Regions from separate parts of the Mus musculus genome. Here regions 2, 3 and 4 are each linked to region 1. A link is a loop called in an ENCODE intact Hi-C map of the cell type or tissue named here. Cell type or tissue: heart. All regions are shown on one strand. Links, peaks and the distances in the headings refer to the core of each region. The heading gives the core; the rest is flanking DNA.

Region 1 (6,192 bases), core at 594-5,593:
TTCTCTTTCTCCACATCCTTGTCAATATTTGAAATTTGTTTCTTTCTTTTATGTGAGACATATCTCTTGTAGACAAAGCTGGTTTTGAACTCCTAATCTCCTGCGCCTTCCTTCTGAATTCTGGGGTTATAGATGTATGTGACCATGCATGGCTATAATTGTTTTTTGATAGAAATTTTAAATTTTGGGGCCAGGTGGTGGTGGTGAGCACCTTTAATCCCAGCACTCAGGAAGCAGAGGCAGGTGGATCTCTGAGTTCAAGGCCAGCCTAGTCTGTGAAGCAAGTTCCAGGACAGCCAGGGCTACGCAGAGAAACCCCACCTCACTCCCCCAAAAAAGAATTTTAATTTTGATAAAGTACAACTTATTAAATGTACTGTTTATTGATAATATTTTAATATACTAAGAAATCTTGTTTAATACCACAAGATTTTTTTCTTTTTTTCTTTTTAAAGATTTATTTATTTTATTTATGTGACTACACTGTAGCTGTCTTCAGACACACCAGAAGAGGGCATCAGACCCCATTACAGATGGTTGTGAGCACCACCATGTAGTTGCTGGGAATTGAACTCAGAACCTCTGGAAGAGCAGTCAGTGCTCTTAACCACTGAACCATCTCTCCAGCCCCAAGATTTTTCTACTAGAAGTTTTATACTTCAAGATTTCACCTATCAGTCTATGATTCATGTCCTAATTTCTATTTATGATATGAAGCATGGGTTGAAGTCCATTTATTTCTCCAAATGGCTTTTTATGTTTCAGCCTTATTCATTGAAAGTATTCATCAGAAACTCTATGTTGAGGCTACAAAGCTTGCTCAGTGGTTAAAAGCACTTGTTGGTTCTTACAGAGAACTCAGGTTCAATTGCCAGTGCCCACACGATGGCTTACCACTGTCCGTAACTCCAGTTCTAAGTGATCTAACACCTCTTCAGACCTGGGTGGTATATGCTTGAGACATATACATACATGCAGGCGATACTCCCACACATAACATAATAAAAAGAAAATGTAAAACTCCTATATGTCCTTTTACATTGCCTTTAGATTAAAGAGAAATTAAGTATAACAAGAGTTTCCATCCTATCTTTGCTTTTATTTTACTTCATGTATACGGGCATTTTGCATTATGTTGTCCACCATGGACATACAGTGTTCACAGAAGCCAGGAGGGGGTCATCTGATTGCCCTGGTACTGGAGATACAGGAAGTTGTCAGCTGCTACATGGGTTCTGGGAACTGAACCTGGGTCCTCTGGAAGTGAAACCAGTATTCTTAACTACAGAGCTATCTCTCCAACCCCTAGTGGTGGAACTTCTGTGGTGATTTGAACATTAGAAATGATAGTTTACAAATGACAGTCCTGACAGCCTGGTCTACAGAGTGAGTTCCAGGACAGCCAGGGATATACAGAGAAACCCTGTTTGGAAAATTAATTAATTAATTAATTAATAAAAATGACAGTCCTGATTCATGTTATAATAATTATAAATAATAATGATTCTTTTTCTTTTAGGCAAATCCTTTTAACCAAATACTTGCAGACTCTGTGAACTATCTATTTAAAACTCTGGTCTAGATTAGCTTTAAGAAATATAGAGAATGGGACTGGAGAGATGGCTCAGCGGTTAAGAGCACTGACTGCTCTCCTGAAGGTCCTAAGTTCAAATCCCAGTAACCACATGGTGGCTCACAACCATCTCTAATGAGATCTGATGCCCTCTTCTGGCATGTCTGGTGTCTGAAGACAGCTGCAGTGTACATAATAATACAATAATAAATAAATCTAAAAAACTTAAAAAAAAAAAAGAAAGAAAGAAAGAAATGTAGAGCAAACAGGTGGTAGTGGTGGCACATGCCTTTAATCCCAGCACTCAGGAGGGAGAGTCAGGCAGATCTCTAAGTTTAAGGGCCAGCCTGGTCTATAGAGTGAGTTCCAGTACAGCCAGGGCTACTAAAATAAACCCTCTCTCAAAAAACAAAAACAAAACCAAAAAAGTAAAGCAAAAACCGTAATGATGTGCTTGCTGGGTAATCTTGGGTAACCCATTCAGCTTTTGAGTTTTGTTTCTTCTTCTACAATTTGATGCTGAACCAAACAAGAACTCAAAATTTCACCTTCGTGGGTTAGTTATGAGGGTATAGTGGAGGAGGGGCCCCTATTTAAATCCCTATGTGGGGTTTCTAGTCGTCCTCTCAGTGGCTCTGGGGTTGGGACCTGGTCTGCATTTCAACAGGTACCCAGGTGATCCTGGTACACTCGGGCGTGACAGGAGAAAGATGGAAGTAAACGGCCTTTTATGTCCGTCCGTCTGGCTGCGATGTGTGACTCCGATGGGGCTGGTGATGAACCTGGCAGGAAGCCTGGAAAAAGGAAGACTCTCTAAACAGTAAGCGAAATGATGGCCTTGGTGTGTAAGTAAATGTGTGTCTACCACACCCCGGCTTTTCCACGTGATGCTGGGCACTGAAGCCAGAGCCTCGCGTGCGCTGCCAACGGAGCTACCACCACAGCCTGATGTTTGGTTTGTTGTTTTGGGACGGCTCTTGCTATGTAGGCTAGACTGGCCTGGAACTTTTGTTCTCCTGCTCCAGCTCTCAGAGCATCTAATAACAGGCAGCAGCTTTTTTGGTTTGGTTTGGTTTTGGTTTTTCGAGACAAGAGTTTCTCTGTTTAGCCCAGGCTGTCCTGGACCTCCCTCTGTAGACCGGGCTGGTCTTGAACTCAGAGATCTGACCTGACTCCGCCTCCTGAGTGCTGGGATTAAAGGCATGGACCACCCCTGGCGTTGAAGAATCTACTGTGTGGCTGAGTGTGTGGAGGGGAGATCACGGTCATCCTCAGCTACTTGACCTCAAGGCTAGACTGGCCTACTTGAAGCCCATGTCTTGACCCTCCCTACTCAAACAAAGCAAGGCACAGAAACCATGCTAAGTCAGTATTCCCCCCTTTGAAGGCCTCCCTGGGCAACATATACCTCTGTGAGGCCGGTGAAACTTGCTACCTCCACTTCTCATTTCAAAACATCAAAGATACAAAAGACCTCCCAGCCCCCCAGCTCCACGGTTTCTTCCTAGCTTTGCTATTAGTAGGAGGAGACAAAGGCGTATCTGGCAAGAAAATTGGCACTAAAGGAAACCAGGCTTCTCAGTTACTTCCATCCCAGCCAACACCCTAAACGCCAACCAAGAGCCATACCGCCCTCTTGTGACTGCGAGAGGTACTACACGTGAAGACAAGCACTAACAGCCTGGATGAAAACAGGCTCTGTGGAGTCTCTCCTTGATCCAAGGTGGATGAAAAAGGATTTCACCGCAGATATTTACCGTCTCGTTCTTCTTTTTAATTATCAATTAATTAATTGTTAATTATTTTGTTAATTATTAATCGAGCATTACCTAATTAGTTCATTTTGACCCTCGGTCTCATGTCCCGAAGACAACCTTGAACTGACTCTCCCCGCCTCCACTCCTCGAGGGCTGGGGTTAGGCATGTGCCGCATTAAGCATGTGCAGCCATACTTGGTTTACCACCCTTTCGAGTTCCCCAATGCCAGTCTTTTTGTATATCTCTGACGTCGGCTTTGCAACATGAAACAACTCCCATCTTATGCGATCCCCTCCTCCCTCCCCTCCCTCTCTTCCTCTTTCAGAATAAGAGGAACTGACAAATAACCTATATAAATACCTTTCTAGTATTTTACATGAGGGTGTATCTGACCATGCCTGTCACAGGTAGCTTCATTTGTCAACATGACACACCTGGTCAGAGAGAACCCAAGTTGAGAAATTATCTACATGGGACAGGCCTATGGTCACATCTATGGGGTATTTATTTGATTACAAATTGCTATAGGAGGGCCAGCCTGTGGTGGATAGTGCCATCCCTGGGCAAGTGTGCCTGGGCTGTAGAAGAAAGGTGTAAGAGGGACTAGAGAGATTGTCCAGTGATTAAGAGTACTTGCTGCTCTTACAGAGGACCTGATTTCAGTTCCCAGCACCCACACAGTGGCTCACATCCATCTGTAGCTCCAATTCCAGGAGATCCAATGGCTTTTTCTGACCTCCAGGGAGCACAGAAGCTGTGTTCTCAGAGGTAGCCACCGTTGTATCTCTTTCTGGCAGCCTAGCTTGGTAGTGTAAGAGTCACGCAGGTGGTACTGGTTTTGAAGGCATGAATGGGGTCATGAAGAGCAGCTGAAGCTTGGCAATGTGAGAGGTCAGAGAAGCCATTGGTGAAGGTACAGCCTCAGTGGGAGTTGAAGGCCCAGGACTGAAGGGGTCATGCAAAGGATTTGAGGCTTGGCACCATGAAGAGAGCCTATGAGAGGTTATTGGTGAGAGTGTAACCCAGTTGCAGCCAGAAACCTCAGCGTTTTGATGCTGTCAGTGCTATCACGGGATGACTGTCAGAAACGGTAGCAGCCATGGAGTGGAGCCAGCTGGAGCCTAGAAGACAAGCTGGGTGTGCTGCACAGGGCAGGGCTGGAGAAGTGACCCAAGCCCCTTAAAGGAGTCCAGAAGATGATAAGTGGATCCCAGGTATTGGACAATTGGAATTTTGTTTTGCTTTGATTTGATTGTGACTGTACCCTGATTTTTCCCTCTTGAAGTAAGAAAGTATTTTTGTGGGGGCCCATAATTGAGAGAGACTTTGAAATTTAAAACATTTGGGGTTTTAAAAGAGATTGGTAATTTAAATGGACTGGAATTCTAATGTGTTTTGAATTTGTAAAGTGGGACTTTTAAAGTTACTTAGAGCGCTTATGTGAGATCTTGGGAATGAATAAGAAAGGGAGGGTTAAGGCTTAATAGAGATATATTTGTGTGTCAAGTTGACAGCCGGTCAGTTGTACTGGCTGGTTTTGTGTGTTACCTTGACACAAGCTAGAGTTATCTGAGACGAAGGAGCCTCAGTTGAGAAAATGCCTCCACGAGATCCAGCTGTAAGACATTTTCTCAATTAGTGATCAATGGGGGAAGGCCTAGCTCACTGTGGGTGGTGCCATCCCTGCTCTGGTGGTCCAGGGTTCTATAAGAAAGCAGGCAGAGGGAGTAGGATCTGTACCTGACTCTGTTGCCCAGCCTCTGGATCCCGGTCTCCTGGCTGGGCTGCCTTTGCTACACACAATAGGAGAAGATGTGCCTCGTCCTCCTGCAACTTGATACGCCAAGGCCGGTTGGCATCCATGGGAGGCCTCCCCATTTTTGAGCCTTTTCTGAGGAGAAGGGTGTATGGGAGGATGGCTGGAGGTGAGGTGAGAGGGAAGGACTGGGGAGAGTGGAGGGGAAGCTGTGGTGGGGATGTAAAGTAAATATATTAAAAGATGGGAGGGGGAGGGGGAGGGAAGGAAGCAGCACCCCTCCATGGACTCTGCCTCCAGGTTCCTGCCTTGCTTGAGTTCCTGTCCTGACTTCCTTCAATGATGAACAGTGCTGTGGAAGTGTGATCCGAATAAACCCTTTCCTCCCCAACTTGCTTTTTTGGTCACGGTGTTTCGTTGCAGCAACAGAAAGAAACGCTAAGACAACCATTTCTCTTAGTTTATTTGTGTGTGTGTATGTGTGTGTGTGTGTGTGTGTGTCTGTCTGTTTGTCTGTCTGTTTGTGTGTCTGTGTGTCTGTGTGTGACATGCCCACATGTGAGAGCACACATACACACACATACACGCACATGCACACACACAGAGTTGTCTGTGCACATGTGAGTGAGGTGCCTTAAACTTGGCATACCCCTCTAACTCCCCCTGCCCTGTGAGACAGTCTCACTACATAATGCTGGCTGTCCTGGAATAATTCACTATTAGACTAGGCTAGCCCGAAACTCACAAAGATCCACCTGCGTCTGCCTTCCAGTGCTTTATCTCCCAGGGATTCATGGTTTCTGCCACCATGCCCAGCTTGGGCAAAAACCTTTCAGGAGCTAAGAAATAACCATAGGCTTTAAAATAACAGGAAAGGGGTCAAATTCCATGGCATGGATTATATCACATAAAGCAGGTTGCCTGATTAGCCGGCATAAAACTTCCACAAAAGACAAATTGTCCACAGGATACCAATATGCTGAGTAACTGAAGTTAGCATGAGTTTTTGTGGGGTCTGGTTGGAAGGAGCTGACTTTTAGACAGGGGAGGGAAGAGGGAAGGGGTGGATATCACAGATGTCAGCACTGGCTCTCTGACTTTTCAT
Region 2 (6,192 bases), core at 736-5,735, 73 kb before region 1:
GCTTTAGGAAGAAGAAACTAAAACGGAGGAATGAGGAAAAAGAATGGCTTTCCAGATGAAACAATGAATAAAATTCAAAAGGACTATAAATTTTCAAGTGTAAAAAAATTTGTGGAGGGAAATGGTGTCAAAGAACTGGCAAAGAGCAGTGCTCACACTTACTTAGTGTTGCCCTGAACTAGAGCGGCTTGTGTGGAATATTCCAACAACTAGGGATCCCCAGTTTAGAAAAGTTCAGAGACTAGCAAGTCAGATTCACTGTTATAAGCAATTAAGTTTACTCCAGGGGCTAGACCACAGCCACTCAACAACCAAGCAGAAAGGTCAAATAACGGAGACATAATGTACAGAGGCCTTACACAAAGAAGGTGCAAGAGTTTTCCCATGAATTATGCTGTGTATCTAATATGTTTTCTTCTAAGCAAATGTCTATATATTTTCTTTTAAATTATTAAATGACTATAATATAAAGAAACTGTATACATACATGGAGAGAAGTGATAATTCTCAACATCTTTACACGTGGTTTTTCATTTTTCAATCTTAGTTTTTTTGTTTTGTTTTTTTAAGATTTATTTATTTATTATATGTAAATACACTGTAGCTGTCTTCAGGCATACCAGAAGAGGGAGTCAGATCTCATTACGGATGGTTGTGAGCCACCATGTGGTTGCTGGGATTTGAACTCAGGACCTTTGGAAGAGCAGTCAGGTGCTCTTACCTGCTGAGCCATCTCACCAGCCCCCAATCTTAGTTTTTAACCTAACCATGTATCCTACACTATTAAAAACAAAGTAGAACATAGAAACCGATGTGGTGGTGCATACCTGTATGTAAGCCCAGCAATCAGGAGGCTGGAGTTCAAAATTGGCCTCAACTACATATCAAATCACTGTCTCAAAAACAAACAAACAGATAAAGCCAGGTGTGGTGGCACATGCCTTTAACCCCAGTGTGTAGCAGGCAGAGGTAGGTGTATTTCTTGAGCCTGAGGCCAGCCTGATCAAAATAGTAAATTCTAGGCCAGCCAGCACTACACAGTGGACCCTGTCTCAACACAAAGAGAAACAAAAAACCAAGCAAACCACCAAGGGTCTGGGATGCACTCAGGTGAGCACTGGTTTAGCATCCTCAGGGTCTAAGTTTTGGCCCTGGCACTACACAAAAACAAGAAGGCCCAAGCAAACAGTACAGAATTCCACACTGATTTTTACCACTTATCCTAACTATTACTACTGCAGAAGTTATCACTATTAATTGTGGTAGAGTGGTTCACCAAGTTTCTGAACATAGGTAATCATTTTCTATAACATCATTACAGCAAATTCCTATAAACATTGCTGGCTCAGTAGGAACAACCTTTCTACAGAGGTCTAATTTTTATTATACTAGTACTGACTTCTTCGCTGTAAGCTAAAGTGGAAAAAACCCAAAAAGATTGTTAGATCTGTTACCTAATTTCCCCTCCCCAATTTTTCAAATTAAACCAAAAGGTAGGAATTTAAAGTAGACAAGGGTGCTTACATGGTCTGGTTCCAACTGGCAGTGTCGAGCCAAGGCATGAAGCAGCCTCTGAATGTACGCTTTGAAGATGCTGTGAATAACTTCATCATTGGTTTTGTATAAATGTTCTCCTAGTCGGTACCAAAAGTTAAAGGAAATTTCTACTACCTGTTAGGTAAGAAAGAAGACGGTTTATTTGTGGAGGAAAAGAAGAGAGGAAAGAACAGTTTCGTTACTATTTACCATACAGGAAGGACATACACTCTTCACTATTCCACAACATACGCCCACCTCGTCGTTAAGAACCTTCTCTACGCGGTTACAGGTTTGTTATGTTTCCTCCTAAGTATCTTCCCAGTAGGCCTCAACATCCAGTTAGATGACTAGCTTTATATTCTATTTATTTTGGGGAAAACTTTTCCCAAAGCATATTAAATGCTATAGAAAACTAAACATGTGTCTTCTAAGGCATAGTTTCCCCAAACTTCTGGAATGTTTAATTATGCTCACATCAGAAGACTTCTTCCCAGGCTAGCCAACTGTAACTCCTTACGATCCTACACTCCCACTCCTCCCCCACTTTGAGAAAAGGTCTCATGTAGTCAAGGTTAAATTCAAAGTCACTAAGTATCTAAGAATGACTCTGAACTCCCTATTCTCCTGCCTCCTCCTCTCAAGTGCTGGGATTCAAGGCATCATGCCCAGCCCTCATTTGGCTGTTTTCATGAATATGAGTGATGGTAAATAGAAATGTAGGGAAATCAATGACCACTAGCTTCCAAACAGGGCTACTTCAGAAGTGACGGCTAGCACATAGGGCTATAGTGTTTTAAATTTTACCCAATCTGCAACTCCTTGGGAGATTCTGTAGATAAGCAAAAAGCACCTGCTTGTGCTGAGAACCACAGGAATGAAAAAGAACAAGCATAGAACAACCTGATGTCGCTCCTTTCCATTAAGGATCCAAAGAAAAGCTGTTTAAAATGAAATGCAACCCAAGACACACACACACACACACCATTTTTTGAGGCAAGATTTCTTTGTGTAGCCTTGGGTGTCCTGAAACTTACTCTGTGACTAGTCTGAAACTCAGAGATTCACCTGCCTCTGTTTCCCAGTGCTGGGATTAAAGGTGTGTGCCACCACTGCCCAGCTGTTATTTTTTTTTTCCTTTAAAAGTAAACACGATTGGGGTTGGCGATTCAGCTCAGTGGTAGAACGCTTGCCTAGCAAGCACAAGGCCCTGGGTTTGGTCCTCAGCTGGGGGGGGGGGGGGGGTGGAAAAAAAAGTAAAGACGATCCAAAGGTTCATTTTTATTATGTTTATGTGTACATGGGGGGGGGGGGGAATAAGTACAGGTGAGTGCAGGTGCCCAGGGATGTCAGAGGTATCACATCCTGCTGGTGCTGGAGTTACTGGGTGGTGGTAAACCACCAGACACGGGTGCTGGAAACTGAACTTGGGTTCTCTGGAAGGGCTGTATGTGTGCTGTTAACTACTGAGACATCTCTCCAGATCCCTTTATTATTTCTAAACTTTTTTTTTAATTATTATTTATTATATGCAAGTACACTGTAGCTGTCTTCAGACATACCAGAAGAGGGCGCCAGATCTCGTTATGGATGGTTGTGAGCCACCATGTGGTTGCTGGGAATTGAACTCAGGGCCTTCAGAAGAGCAGTCAGTGCTCTTAACTGCTGAGCCATCTCTCCAGCCCCCCCACCCCTTTATTATTTAAGAGATAAAAAGGAAGTATAATTTCTTGAATAAAGAACTTTCTAAAACTCCAGGAAAAAAATAAATTTCTTACTTATGTTTATGTGTATATATGTTTTGTCATTATGTGTGGCTGTGCATCATGTGAATGCAATGCCCATAAAGGCCTGAAAAGGGAATGGATCCCTAGGGACTGGAGCTATATTCTAGTAACTTGGGTCCCCAGGAAGAATAGCCAGTTCTTTTAACCACTAAGCCATATCTCCAGCCCCTAAAATCTAGGACATTTGTAAGTAGTATAGCAGTACATGCCTATTATCTGAGCACCTGGGAGATGGAGACAGGATCCTTATCAGGCTTGTTCGCCAGGCAAGGATACACAGAAGCTCTAAAACAAACAAATGGAAGGGCTGGCTGGGGATGTAGCTTGGTGGTATCAATTTGTCTAACACATGCAAGGCACTGAGTTTGATCCTCAGCACCACAAAGGGGTGTCTTTAAGAAAATTATGATTTTAACAAATATAGCCTCCATGTAACCCAGGCTAGCCTGGTGCTCACAATGCAGCCCATGTTGGCTTCAACTCTTTTTTTTTTTTTTAAATTAGAGTTCGAGACCATAGTCTTTCACTCTTTTTTTCTTTTTTGATTTATTATATGTAAGTACACTGTAGCTGTCTTCAGATGCACCAGAAGAGGTCATCAGATCTCATTACGGGTGGTTGTGAGCCACCATGTGGTTGCTGGGATTTGAACTTCGGACCTTCAGAAGAGCAGTCGGGTGCTCTTACCCACTGAGCCATCTCACCAGCCCTTGGCTTCAACTCTTGATCCTCCATCTAGGCCTTCAAGTGCTACAATGATGGGCATTATAGGCATGTGCCAACATATCCAACTCATAACCCCCCCCCCCTTTTTTTTTTTTTAAAATACAGAGACAGGGTTTCTCTGTATAGCCCTGGCTGTCCTGGAACTCACTCTGTAGACCAGGCTGGCCTCGAACTCAGAAATCCACCTGCCTCTGCCTCCCAAGTGCTGGGATTAAAGGCGTGTCCCACCATGCCTGGCTTTTATTTATTTATTCATTCATTCATTCATTCATTTTTAAGGAGTATTTTTTTTAAAAAATGAAACTCCCTATGTACACTAGATAGCCTTAAACTCATGAAGATCCTCCTGCGTTTGCTTCCTGAGTGCTTTGATTAAAGGCATGTGCCTGGTAAAAAAAAGGAAACTTTTCAAGACAGGGCTTCTCTGTGTAGCCTTGACTGTCCTGGAACCGGTGTGTGTGTGTGTGTGTGTGTGTGTGTGTGTGTGTGTGTGTGTGAACAGTGGAAAGATAATAGATTTTCCTTCTGTTAGAGTCTGAGTCGACTACACCAGTCAACATTGACAACCAAATATGAAAACAAAACAAAATAAACCAGAACCCAAACACGGTTTTTTAAAATATCCCAATCATGGGGTCACTAAGATGGCTCACTGGGTAAAGGGACATGCTGAGTAGGCACGTTCAATTCCTGAAGCCACCCTGAAAGTAGGAGAGAACTGACTGTTGACACTGCCTTGCTTCACACTCACACTAGCACGTGTGCTGCTCCCCAACCCCACATACACATAATGAAGTTGAAAAAAATAAAGTAAATCCAGATGCAACTCTCAGATCACATAATTCAAAACAAGACTCTAGTTTCTCAACAGGTAAACAGAATATGCTATATATAACCAGAGAATAACAGCCTTAACACAGTATAGATACTACCTCATACTGAGGGTGGCCTGCACAGATAAGAAGCAATTCCAAAGTTCGAAGATCTCCCAGACCTTGGCCTGGAGTACAGACAATTTTTTCCAGGAAAGTTTCACATAGTTCGGTGAAAATTCGGCAGTAATTCAGAACTCTGTGGAGGTGGAATGAGAGTACCAGGTCAAGAGTCTGGGCTTTACATACTCATAGTCAAAGGAACTAAGGCTCCTGGCTGAGGCCCATCCAGTGAAGAACTCACTCTGGGTACCATAATCTCTGGGGCAAATGCTTGTGCTTAGGATATTCACATCTATACAGATAAATATATAATGGTAAGCCGATTCATATTCTCTATAACAAATGTTTGAATAAAAATTCCAAATTAGGGTTCTGGAGAGATGGCTCTGTGGCTAAGATCACTTGCTTGCTGGAGGGCTTGAGTCTGATTTCCAGTACCCTCATAAGTTGGCTCACAACCTTCTATAACTCCAGCTCGGGATCCAATGCCTCTGGTCTTTGCAGACACCTGCATTCATATGTGTGTGTGCGCACACACATACAAAAGGACAAAACCAAATCTTAAAAAATCTAAAATTCCTAATCAGACATTTCAAAAATGTTTATTACCTTGGTCGTTTTTGTTAGGTTATATGTCTCTCTGTGGGTATACGCATGTGTGAATGCAAATGTTCATGGTACAGAGCACTGAATTCCCTAGTGTTGGAATTATAGGCAGTTGTGAGGGTCCAGACACGGGTGCTAAAAGCCAAAGCCAAGTTCTCTGCAGGAGCATAGCCCATTCTTAACCACTCAGTCATCTCCCCAGCCCCTCAACTAGATGCTTTAAAGTTTATGACTATTTCTTATAGTCTTCTCATTTTAAGAGTTAAGAAAATACAATCACTAACTGGTAGTAATTAATCCTCTCCCAGATCCAAGATGGCACTTCAGATAGCATGCACTTTATATTCACAAAGCCACAGAGAATCAAAACACGATGGGTGAACTAACAAAGATTTGAAAAACCACAGGCTGTAGGTAACCCAGAGCTCCAGACTCCAACAATTACTCACTTGTCCAAATCTTCCCGTGCCACAGCCATATGATATGCAGTCTCCAATGTCAGGACTCCCTGAAAAAGCTGCATGGCCAATGGCAAGTTAGTCTCTACATTTTCAATAGCATAGAGAGCTGAGCATACACAGTCTGAAGCAGCTTCGTGTAGG
Region 3 (6,192 bases), core at 370-5,369, 260 kb before region 1:
CATTGGTAACTCTGTGATGCGACCATCAATGTGTTTCTCCTACGGACTCAACCATCCTGGACACGGATACAAGATACAAGCGTTTAGGTGCTTGCTCAGAACACTGCCTGTCCCCTGTCCCCATACCTAGCTGGGGAGCTGCTGGGGAAGGGAGAGTCAGTCGTGTTCTGGCTTGGAGCCCCTGGTAGGCTGCCCGTACTCCAGTGCAGAGCCCCACACCCATGCACACACTGGTGACACGAATATAGCTCAATGAGTTATTTAAAAAGGACGGAGGTGGGGACACACTGGGGCAGAGGCTGTGGGGAGTAGGCATGATCAGAACATATTGGATACACGTATGAAATTATTAAACAAATGAATTAAAAATATAATGGAAAAGTCAGATAACCAAACGCCAAACCTGCCCTCACTGAAGCCACTTTTTAAGCCATAAACTCTGTGCCCCACCTCCTTACTGCAGCCACACCCAGGTAGAATATTCCTCCTTCAGCATCTGTCCTGAGGGTAATCTTGAGGGCAGCCTACTTTGCACGTGTGCCCCTCTAATCAATGCTTTGGATTCATCAGCCAAGGAGAGCTGCTCTCCTTAGGATCCCTACTGGAAAAAATAAAGTAAAAATAAAAAGCTGGGTGCTGGTGGCACCATACGTCTTTAACCCAGCACTCCGGAGGCAGAGGAGAGTGGATCTATGAGTTTGAAGCTAGCCTGGTCTACAGAATGCGTTCCAGGAAAGTCAGGGCTACACAGAGAAACCCTGTCTTGAAAACAAAACAAAACAAAACAAAACAAAACAAAACAAAACAAAACAAGACAAGAATCCCTACCGGTCTATCCTTTACATGGCTCTACCAGTAGTATCCCGTCACCATCTTTGGGGCGGCTCCCAGATGGGGTAATATTATTCCATGGGATTCCTCCTAAGGAGAATAGATAGAACCTAGCAAACAAGAATGCTCTGAGAGCTGGGGTGACACAATATGAAAACTACTACAGAGTAAGCACACATCAAATAGGAAAGATCAAGGCAAGAAAGTCATGAAAATAGGGCACAATAAGTAGAAAGAGATTGTTGAGAGAATAAAATAAAACATTAAAAAGTAAAAAGCAGGGCTGGTAAGATGGCTCAGCAGGTAAGGGCACCTGACTGCTCTTTGGAAGGTCCAGAGTTCAAATCCCAGCAACCACATGGTGGCTTACAACCATCCGTATGAGATCTGACTTCTGGAGTGTCTGAAGACAGCTACAGTGTACTTACATATAATAAATAATAAATAAATCTTTTTTTAAAAAAAGTGGAAAGCAGGGGACTGGGAAGATGGTCAGTGGTCAGAGATCTTGGGTTTGATTCCCAGCATCCACATGGCAGTTTGCAACTGTCTATAACCATAGAGGATCCTACACCTTTTTTTTTCCTTCCACGGGAACCAGGCACACACAAATGGTGCGAAGACCACATAAAATAGAAATAATCTTTTAAAGGGTTGGCAATGAAGCACAGAGTGCTTGCCTAGCACACACAAAGCCACGGTGGATGTGGATCTGTAATCTCAGCACCAGGGAGTGGAAGGAAAAGGAACAGACCTTCAAGGCCGTCATCAGCTATACAAGGAGTTTCAGGACAACCTGAGATATAAGACCCTGTCAAGAAACAGAGCCGGGGTGGGTGGGGTGGGGCAGCAACAAGGATGCACCAAACAGATTAGACTCAGAGAGAAGTAGTGACCGGAAGATAGAACGAATAAAAAACATCCAGAAATGTGGGCAATAGGAAGATCACCTGAGACAGAATAGTTAAAAGGCTATGGGCGAGACTGAGGCACGCTAAGAGGCTGAGCAAGTACAAGAAATGTACTGTTTAAAAAAAAAAAAATGGGGGCTGTCGAGATGGCTCAGCGGGTAAGAGCACTGACTGCTCTTCCAAAGGTCTTGAGTTCAAATCCCAGCAACCACACGGTGGCTCACAACTATCCGTAATAAGATCTGATGCCCTCTTCTGGAGTGTCTGAAGACAGCTACAGTGTACTTACATATGATAAATAAATAAAATAAAATAAAATAAAATACTATAAAAAAACTATAAAAGTGAAGAGAAAGACCTTAAAATCACCCAGAAAGAAAAGTACCTAGTTGTTGTTGGTAGCTCTCTGTGTGTGTGTGTGTTATATAAGAGCCTGTCTCAAGAAGAGAGAGAGAGAGAGAGAGAAAGAAAGGGAGAGAGAGGAAGGAAAGAAAGAAAGAAAGAAAGAAAGAAAGAAAGAAAGAAAGAAAGAAAGAAAGAAAGAGAGGAAGGAAGGAAGGAAAGGGAGAAGGAAAAGAAAGAAAAGAGAAAAGAAAAAAAAAAAAAAACAGAGTGAATCTAAACCAATAGTATCCAGAAGGTGATGCTAGCAGACCACAGATAATGATGATGGTGACGAATCTGAGTGGGGTTAGAAACAAAGCTGAAACCAAAATACCAGCTTGAAATGTGGAGGACAGGGAAAGAAGAGTTGGAGTGTTCTACGCGGCTTCTATTTACTAGAAAAGCATGGTGACTTAAAGATCCAGGGAAATGGGTGCACAGCGGTGGCACCAACCTCTAATCAGAGGCAGAGACAGACAGATCTCTGTACATTTGAAACCAGCTTGGTCTACATAGTGGGCTCTAGGCTAACCAATGAGCTACACAGCTGCTTAGCTATACAGTGAGACCCTGTCTCCAAAGAGTGAGGGTGAAGAAAAATGTACAAGGAGACTACTAGCATATGCAGCTTTTGCACCACTGGGAGACAGGAAATAAAGAAGATAAATAAATCCACAATCAGTGGCATTTAATTGGCACCGCTACTTTACAGACTAACTTAGCAACACCTCTACTTTACAGACTAACTTAGCAACACCTCTACTTTACAGACTAACTTAGCAACAGTTAGTAAATTTAGAGGCACCTATTCCTTGTCCCAGAAATTCCCCTCTAGTTACTTGCCCTTGGAATGTCTGCCACAAGGGCCGGGAAGGCATATATAGAATTGCCAGTTGCAGCATTTACTTTGTTATAGAAAACTGCAAGGAGCCCAGATGCTCACTAGAGGATGAACAGAACTATGTAAAACACGGTGGATACGTAAAACTTTAAGGCTAGCTGATGAAAGTGGATTATGTAACACTTGACGGATGTTGAAACCACACAAATCAAAATTATGTAATTTTTTGTGACTTATATACATATAAAGTACAGCTTTCAAACCATGGGATTGTTCCTAGTGGTCAGGGTTGGGTTTTCGATATTTTAGGCTTCTACTTCAAATAAAGGCTGACACAGATTTGCAAAGTAGCAAGGAAATTTTATTCAAAAGGAAAGTAAACAGTATAAAGCAGGGAGAGACACAGAGTAGGGATCAGGGGTACACAGGGGTGAGAAACCGTTCACAGGCTCCAGTTATGACAGGAGGCATCTTGTTATGGTGTTCAAGAAAAGAAGTTTGGTTACTGAAGTGTATAAAGTTGTTCTCTCTTTTGATTAATAAATTAAGTCATATAATTATTTCTCACACATCTCCAATTTTAACCATTATACATAGGCTTAAGATGGCAATCAAGGAATTCTCCTTCAACGTTTACTCAGCGACACAGTTTTATCTTTATGTGGGCACACACCCCAAAACCATTTCAGGTTGGATCTGTTCTTCTGCTCTTTCTAATCAGATGCATTGGGAATATATTTGTCTTTTTAAAAAAATATTATTATTGTAAGCCTAGCCCTCAATGGCTGAAACATCTCTCCAACCTCTTTGGGAATACATTTGAATAAAAAAAAAAACTTGATAATTGTTAGAGATGAAGAAATTGAAACTATTGTTCAAAGAGTAGTGTACACGTAGCCTGATGTAGGCAGGGGCCTGAGGTGTGTGTTGTTTGAGGAGGGTTGTGTATACATTTACACACAGGTAAAGGCACTAGGCTGCCAAGGGCATCATTACAAGACAGAGGGAGTGTGCATAACTAAACCCAAACAGGGCCCCAAGTCGCTACACTATTCCCTGTCCTAACCTACTTCAAATTTGAATCAAATTTGGCCTGATATTAATTGTCCTGGAGAGATGGCTTAGTGAATAAGAGCACTGGCTGCTCTTCCAGAAGACCTGGGTTTGAGTCCCAGAATCCACATGGCAACTCACAATCATCTGTAACTCCCACTCCCAGGGGTCCAACGCCCTCTTCAGTCTCTTTGCACACTTCACACACGTGGTGCACAGATATAAATGCAGGCAAAATGCCAGCACATATGCAAATAAGTCATCTTGGAAATATAGTTGTAAAAAAGTAACATTACTGCTGGGAGAGGGAAAGTCAGTTTCCTTAAATGATCATAGCCCCCCAGGTGGGTGGTCCATACTCCAGGGCAGGCCCTGCTCCCAGGGTAGGAGGACAATACAAACTGGACTCCATTTAAAAAGAAAAGAAAAGAAATACAAGAAGACAACTCAAAGCTGGGGGTAGGGGAGTGAGGTGATGGTGAAGAGGGTGGGTGTGGGAGGAGTGGGGACTCAAATGCCTTCATAAAATTCTCAAAGAATTAGTGCAAATGTAAAATTTGTTTCAAAGTAAGATATAAACATGGCTGGGGATGTAGCAAGGCAGCAGAGCAGTTGTCTACTAGGCAAAAGGTCTGAGGTTCAATCCCCAGCATTGCAAGAAGAAAAAGATCTGAGCAGTCTGGTGTGCACAGGAGTGTTACACTAGTCTTTGGACTTTACTTTTCTGTATGTTGCAAATGCTCCTTTTAAAAATGCTTTAATGGTTACTCTGAGCGTCTAGAAATAAGGGTAAAGGGGGATAAATGGCTGCATCAGTCCTCAGAGGGGATGATCTCCTGGGATGGGATTGGGGGTAAGGCTGAGTCTTAAACCCTGGGGTTACAGGAGGATTAACCCAGATCATCCCTCTCAGCTGATCACCTGGGGGACACACCTGCCATGCCTGCCCTTCAGACACATCCCTGACAGCCCTGCCCCCCATAGCTGCTAAGCTCTTTCTTCCCTTCTGCTCCCTAACTTCACCCTCATCTCAACCCCATGCTGATCTGAATAGGGTTTGCCTCCCACTAATAGACTGGTTCTAGTCTCCCTTGAGCATTCCCTGAGATCAATGGTGAGTGATGGATCACCTGCACCCAGGAACCAGCTTAGTCCTAATGCTCAAGATCCAGGCTCTCCTAGAGAGAGCTCTGACTCCTGAATGTCACAACTGACCATGGCGACTGTCTTTCTGTTCACCCACTGCCAACTGCTAGCCTGACCTGCTGCTGAGACAGAACTGGAGGCTGCTGCGCTGGGCAGAACCACTGAGCTTCCAGAACACTTCCCTTTAGCTCCCCCCATGAGAGCTCATTTCATCATCTCTAAATATTGTACCTTGCTACCCAAGTCTGGCTTGATGATCTGCAAAATAGTAAGCTTGCCCGGAAGCTCTTCTCTGTGGCTGGATCACTGTAGCCATGGGTCTAAAGTGGGAGCTTGACCTCTGGGGAGAAGGTGAAAACAAATAATTCTTCATTTTTCTGATTATCAGGCTGGGGGTCGGGGGGAGGAATTACTACTGACTTCTGGACTTTTTTGTTTTGTTGGTTTTTGGTTTTTGAGACAGGGTTTCTCTGTGTAGCCTTGGCTGTCCTGGAACTAACTCGGTAGACCAGGCTGGCTTCTAAATCATATAGATCCGCCTGCCTCTGACTCCCAGGTGCTGGGATTAAAGGTGTGAGCCATCACTGCCTGGCAGACATCATTGTTAATAGGGAACGTGAGTTTAAATTCATGAGTTAAAAATCTGGGATAAATGATGAAGGCGTTGTTAACTTAGTCGGAAGCTCCATGTTACTCATTTACTCCATGAGTCAGGTACTTTGATACTGAAGATACAAAGATAACTAGGATACTTCCCAACCTTAACAGCAGGCAATACTCTGATGCTGCCCAGAGGGTCAGAAGAGCACAGCAGGAGAGTCTAAAAAAAGGAAGGGATGGGGTGTCTGGAGAGTAACTCTCAACACAATGCTGAAATTACTGATAAGCCTGAGATGTGCAGGGAATTGCTTCATTCCTGAGGAACATGGAGGGCTTGAGAGCCCAGTAGCCTGGGGAGTTGAACCCAGCCAAGCCATGCCCAAACTTTAGGAGTGAGAATACATGAGAAAGAACTGGTGTGAGGTA
Region 4 (6,192 bases), core at 752-5,751, 130 kb before region 1:
CCACAGGACAATACAATTAGGACTGCACTTCTCTAGCACCTACAACCTGCTGGGATCTTAGAAATGTGCTTGTGTTTGTTTGTTTTGGGGGGCTTTTGTTTTGTTTTGCTTGCTTTTGTGAGAGAACAATGTAGTTTTGCTGAAGTTCACATTGTAGCCAACCCTGGTGGGTGGGCATATTTTAGAGCTGGCAATGATCTCCAAGCCTTCTATTCTAAAACCAAAGAAGAGAGCTTCACCAGCCCAGGAGGCCAGGCAGGTCTGTTTCCCTCCCCCTTCTCCTCCCCCTCCTTCCCCCTCCCTCTCCCTCTCCCTCTCTTTAAAAAAAAAGATTTATTTACTTATATTTTATATTGTAAGTACACTGTAGAAGTCTTCAGACACACCAGAAGAGAGCATCAGATCCCATTACAGATGGTTGTGAGCCACCATGTGGTTGCTGGGAATTGAACTCAGCCCCTCTAGAAGAGCAGTCAGTGCTCTTAACCGCTGAGCCATCTCTCCAGTCCACTAGCTCCTCTTTTTAAATAGTTATTCATTTATTGGTGGGGACATGTATGCACCATGTCACACACGTGGACATCAGAGAACTTTTAGAAATCAGTTCTCTCTTTCCATCACATGGGTCCTGGGATTAAACTCGGGTGTCAGACTTGGTTCATCTCACTATCTTCCCAGTCTCTTTTGACTGGCCACTGGAGACTCACTGGAATTTAAATCTCTTAGCTGCTAAGTGGTAACAGGACAGGACTGGAGGGGTGGGAATGCGGCTGTCCGCTAAGTGTCTTCCCTTCACTATCTCATTCTTGGCCCTCAGGCCCCACTCTCAGACTCTCCAATGCCTCCTGGGTGATTCAGTGGAACTTCTGGTGTTGGTGGATATGTTCTGTATCTGGGCTATGTCACCAGGTGACCGTGTGGTGCTATGGAGTACCTGTAATAGGCTAACACATCTAGAATCTGTATTCTTCACTGTAATTATGACTAAGTTAAAGACCATATTCAGCTAGCAGTTTTTTTTTTTTTTTTTGGTTTTTTTTTCGAGACAGGGTTTCTCTGTATAGCCCTAGCTGTCCTGGAACTCACTTTGTAGACCAGGTTGGCCTCGAACTCAGAAATCTGCCTGCCTCTGCCTCCCGAGTGCTGGGATTGAAGGCGTGCACCACCACACCCGGCTAGTAGTTTATATTTTAACAATAAAGCAGGGACTGGAGAGATGGCTCAGCGGTTAAGACTGCTCTTCTGAAGGTCCTGAGTTCAAATCCCAGCAACCACATGGTGGCTCACAACCACCTGTAATGAGATCTGACGCCCCCTTTCTGGGGTGTCTTCAGACACTGACAGTATTATATGTAAGTACAGTGTGTATATATTTATAATAAATAAATAAATCTTTAAAAAAAACCAATAAGGCAACTTGAATGCATTACTAAAATTCTCAGGAGTCAGTAGGTTTGTCTCTGTGACTCTCTCCAGCTCCCCAACACAACTTAATCCCCCTCTGTTGGGGACTCTGGCACTGTGCTGGGTGAACTCCCAAAGGTCTTTGCTATCTCTGCCCCTTCCTGGATGGACATGTTAGGGGCCTCACCTCCTATTGCCCCTAAGTCCAAGGATGAGGTGGGGAATCGTAAATTCAGTGGTTCCTCTCATCCCTAACCCTGGATGACTGATTGGGGCCCCAGAAGTCAGACCTGAGGAGAGACATGTTCAATACGGTTTAACAGGCTTCTCCAAAAAAAACATAAGTAGTTATCTGTCTTAGCACTGGCCATATAGGTTATTAATTGACTCTCAAGCCACATCTCAAAAGGTGGCTAAACCATCTTCCCCTTCTCTTTCTCACAGAATAAAAGACACATGAGATGGCTTGCTGAAATTGTGACCTGATAAGGTAGCCAGAAGCCACTAGGGAGGGGGTGGGTATTTAAGGAGTTTTAGACACATCTTTTCCTTGTAAATGGGAGGTTTTGGTAAGATTCCTAGAAAATGGCAGGCTCGTGGCTGGGGAGGGAGACAGTCTCAAGTAGCTGCTAATTGTGTTGGAATTTTCCCCTGCTGCTGGCAAAGACTTCAGCTGGATCCGGGGTGGGGATCTTCTGGCCCCTTCTCATTTCCACATGATTTTCCTGGCCTTTCTATCCTACCTCATCAGCAGTTATAATTCTAGTTTTTTAAAAAAGAGTTTCACATTTAATACATAGACAGTTGCATCATCTGCAGGCGGGGACTGTTCTATCTTCTCCTCACTTTGTGAATGTCGTCTGTCTTTTCCTCGTCTTGCTGTATTAACTGAGACTTCTAGTCCAGTGCTGACAGGAAGCAGTGAAAACCAAGTCCTTTCCCCAATCTAACGGGACGTTTTAGCTTTCTCGGTGGGCTCACCTCACTGTGGAGACAGGGCTAGACTCTTGCCTCAAGCCATGCCTCTGCCTCCCGAGTGCAGGATCATAGCCGTGCACCACCATGCTGGAGAGTGGAAGGGACTGTGGTCTGGATACGCTCATTAGAAGATACCAGCAATTAATGATACGCTCATTAGAGGACACCATCAATTAATACTTCCTCCAACTCAGGCCTTGCCCTTGAAGTTTCTGGCACCTCTTCACACCATTACCTGGAGACCAAGCCTTAAACATACCTGCATTGGGTCACATTTAAGACCCAAGCACATTAGTTATTCTCTCAATGGTTTCCCAAGGGCAGTGCACTGTATCGCCTTCTTGTCCCCACTAGGCAGGCTGTCTACAGGATATGCCTAAGGAAGGACAGCCTTGGGCCAAAGGTCCCCAGGAAATAGAACTGAGACACCGAGATGCTCACAGTAGTGATGCAGGAGCTGTAGCTTTGACGAGATGGGGAGGGCCTCATACTCATGGAATCACCCTGGACTGTAGGAGTCAGGACACTGCCAATGCCCTTAGGAACATGTGTGTTGACATATGACTTGGCTGCTCTCAGGGTTCCCTGGTGACCGCCACTACTGCCTGCTATCCTTCCCTGGAACACCTACCAGAAAGAACCCCTGAGCTGTCCATCTAGGGCCTTACACCCACAGGGTTATCCCAGCAGAGCTTCCCCTTTACTGAGGTTCATAGAATTCAGGATCTGAGCTGGGGCCTTCTAAGACGGGCCACGGAATAAAGGGCAGACCACAGGGTCTGAATGGAAGAAACACTGAGATTAAGGGACTGTGGGAGGCTCCTGAATTCTTTACTCTTTAGAGCTCTGTCCTTTAACCTTCACCTAGGCCCCCACCCCTCATTTCAACCATGCTTGGCTTCCTGGAATCCTAAACCTTGTAACCAAAGTTGCTACCTGCCAAGTCTGGTTCAAGGTAGAGGAAGAGTCCCAATGTCTCAGAGACTCTTGAGGAGACCAGACATAGGCCTTCTGCCTCCCATTTTGTCCCTCAGCCTCCCTCCCAGTTAGAGGGTTGTCCCTCAGACCTCAGTTTCTGACCCTCGAAGGTGGGTCTAGAGGTGTGACTTACAAGCAGACCAAGGTCTGTGGTGGTGTGATGGAGAGAGAACACACCTGCAAACCTGTGCAGGTGCCTATAGCTGTGCCACACCCACCTCTGTCCTGCCATGGGCAGGAGACAAGTCTCAGTCCGACCAGCTGCCCACCAGCTCTGTCTCCGAGGCAGCCTGAAAATACTTGTGGTCACTCTCTGCTCCTCCCAGCAGGGGGCGTGCAAGGAGGAATTCAGCAACTGCCTTGCACGTATGCATGCTACACTAACCACAGGCCAATAGTTCTGCATACAGCTGTCTCTCCCATCTCGGGAGGAACTGACACCCAGCTGTGTCCCAGAAATTCAGCCTGTGTCCCTGAGTAGCCCAGATGGAGACAGCAGTTCTCAGGGACCCATCCCTTGGGGAGGTATCCAGGAAGGGCCTGCAGGTTTCTCAGTGCCTGGCAGGGGTACTGCGGTGGCCCATCTTTATTGTTAACTTGGCTGGATTTAGAATCACCATGAAGCATACCTCCAGATGTGTGTATGGCGGTGTTTCCAGAAAGGCTTAACTAAGGAGGGAAGAACTGTCCCAAATGTGGGGGCATCATCCCATGTGCTGGGTTCTTAGACTAAATAAGAGGGGCAATGAGGGGTGCATTCATTTCTCTCTGCCTTCTCACCTGTAGGTGCAGTGAGGTCTCAGTGGCTTAAAACTCTTGCCGCTACACCTTCCCCACCATGGCCGACTGTGCCCTGAACCATCACATATTTGGTCATAGCAACCAAAAAACAACTAACACAGCCACCCAGGTCCCCATTCCACCCTGATCCCTTCTCATGTCCACAATATATATGAGGCCCAGAAGTGAGTCCTCAGAAAAGTGACCCTAGTGACCTGAAAGGCTGGGAATCCTGGGAAACCACTCACCTGGTTCTTACAGCCTTCAAGAATCGGCGGCTTTTCATCCACTCACAACCTTATCCAATCAGGAAATCCCAGCCTGCAAAAGGCTGGCATATTTGGGTGAAGCTTGGGGTAACCTTGGGTCCTAAAGGCTTCTGCCCGAGTGGCTTCAGCTTCTCTCTATCTACCACCCTTCCCTGTGCCATCCTATGACCTTTCCTGCCTTACTCTTACTCAAAACAGGTAGTCACATTGCCTACATGACCAGACGCTCTGTGGGTTCGAGGTCTGGCAAGAGTTATCTGCTATAGTTAGGAACTCAAAAGAAGAGAAGTAGGGTTTCTTTTCTCTGCCCACACCTGGTTGTACCCCAACTCCTGAGGGCAGCCTTCCTGCAGGAGGGCTGGCCCACCACTGGTGGCATCTCCCAAATGCTTTTTGTTTCCCAGGTCAGGCCTTTGTGGATGTCCCCTTTACAAAGCTACCCTCTGTTCAATGACACCCATGTCCTTCTAAGACCTCAGCTTAGCTAAAGCTGAGCAGCCAAGATCCACAGGGACCCATGGGCAGGCGAGTGGGAGCATAACCCAGAGAAGCCAGGTAGAGTTGTTTTTAATATTTTTTAACTTTCCTCCTCTTCTTCATCATCCACTTCCTCCTCTTCCTTCTTTCCTTTTTTTGAGACAGAGTCGCATGCAGACAAACCTTGGCTTTGATTATTTAGCCTTTATCTCCCAAACGCTGGGCATACAAGTATATACCATATTGCCTGGCTTAAATTTCCTCAAATTTTACTTTTAGAGATAAGGCTGCAGTAGCTCAGTTGGCATGTTTGTCCAACTTGCATTAAGGCCTGGGTTTACTCCCCAGAGCCAGGTATGGTGGTGCCTATCTACGATCTCAGCACCCAGAAACAGGTATGTTTGAGGTCAGCACACATGAAACTGTCTCTATAGGTTATTTTTAGTTTACTTACAGTTAAATTCAATTACATACGGGTGTGCATGTGTCTGTGTGTGTGTGCCTGTGTGTGTGTGTTTGTGTCTGTGTGTTTGTGTCTGTGTGTCTGTGTGTCTGTGTGTCTGTGTATGTGTTTGTGTCTGTGTGTCTGTGTATGTGTTTGTGTCTGTGTGTCTGTGTGTCTGTGTGTGTGTCTGTCTGTGTATCTATGTGTGTCTGTGTGTGTGTGTCTCTCTGTGTCTCTCAGTGTGTCTATGTGTGTCTGTGTGTGTGTCTGTGTGTGTGTGTCTGTGTGTGTGTGTGTCTGTCTGTGTGTCTGTGTGTCTGTGTGTTTGTGTGTACGTGTGTGTGTGTGTAAAAGGCAGCTCAGTTCTGTAAAGACACTGTTCCCTTCACTGCTGACCATTGCTTTGAGAGCAGCCAAGCCCATGTTCCCTGACACACTCTTTTTACTTCCCTGGTTTCTCAAGGGTCTCTTTCTAGGTAAGGCAGCTCACTTTCTTGCTTGCCTCAACATCTCAAGGGCATGAAACCACCTCTGAGGCACACACAATATTAGGGTCCAACTGTGGGAAAGGAAGCTGCAGCAGCTGTCTCCCTCTCCCTCTCCCTCTCCCTCTCCCTCTCCCTCTCCCTCTCCCTCTCCCTCTCCCTCTCCCTCTCCCTCTCCCTCTCCCTCTCCCTCTCCCTCTCCCTCTCCCTCTCCCTCTCTTTCCCTTTCCCTCTCTCTCTAAACACATATATGTATATATATATATATATATATATATATATGTATATATACACACACACATATATATACATATATACACACATGTACACATATATACATGTATACATATGTGTGTGTGTGACACACATTATACAT

Evidence for each region. Peaks named below come from ENCODE experiments on the same cell type or tissue, not always from the same donor. Only the 100,000 strongest peaks of a DNase experiment are listed, where the experiment ranks them.
Region 2: it touches region 1 in a loop (2.1-fold over the local background); 3 of 42 quality-filtered maps call a loop at or near these places.
Region 3: it touches region 1 in a loop (9-fold over the local background); 7 of 42 quality-filtered maps call a loop at or near these places.
Region 4: it touches region 1 in a loop (11-fold over the local background); 15 of 42 quality-filtered maps call a loop at or near these places.

Annotation. Positions count from the first base shown.
Region 1 is chr6:29,646,789-29,652,980 of GRCm38, forward strand. No RefSeq gene overlaps it. Among named protein-coding and RNA genes, the nearest start is that of Gm30896, 26 kb to the right of the region's middle. In heart, for the core only: no CTCF peak of the experiment used is centred there; a DNase peak (open chromatin) is centred at 3,203; H3K27me3 peaks cover 571 bases.
Region 2 is chr6:29,573,482-29,579,673 of GRCm38, forward strand. It overlaps Tnpo3 (transportin 3), which reads right to left. Exons shown (of 23, transcript NM_177296.5): 6 at 6,040-6,192; 7 at 4,982-5,120; 8 at 1,525-1,671. Among named protein-coding and RNA genes, the nearest start is that of Tnpo3, 33 kb to the right of the region's middle. In heart, for the core only: a CTCF peak has its summit at 3,097 (motif pointing right); no DNase peak of the experiment used is centred there.
Region 3 is chr6:29,389,576-29,395,767 of GRCm38, forward strand. No RefSeq gene overlaps it. Among named protein-coding and RNA genes, the nearest start is that of n-TPagg6, 3.8 kb to the left of the region's middle. In heart, for the core only: a CTCF peak has its summit at 2,383; no DNase peak of the experiment used is centred there; H3K27me3 peaks cover 1,450 bases.
Region 4 is chr6:29,513,619-29,519,810 of GRCm38, forward strand. All of the region lies in intron 2 of Gm26627 (a long non-coding RNA gene), which reads left to right. Among named protein-coding and RNA genes, the nearest start is that of Kcp, 8.8 kb to the left of the region's middle. In heart, for the core only: a CTCF peak has its summit at 3,684 (motif pointing right); a DNase peak (open chromatin) is centred at 3,713; H3K27ac peaks cover 665 bases.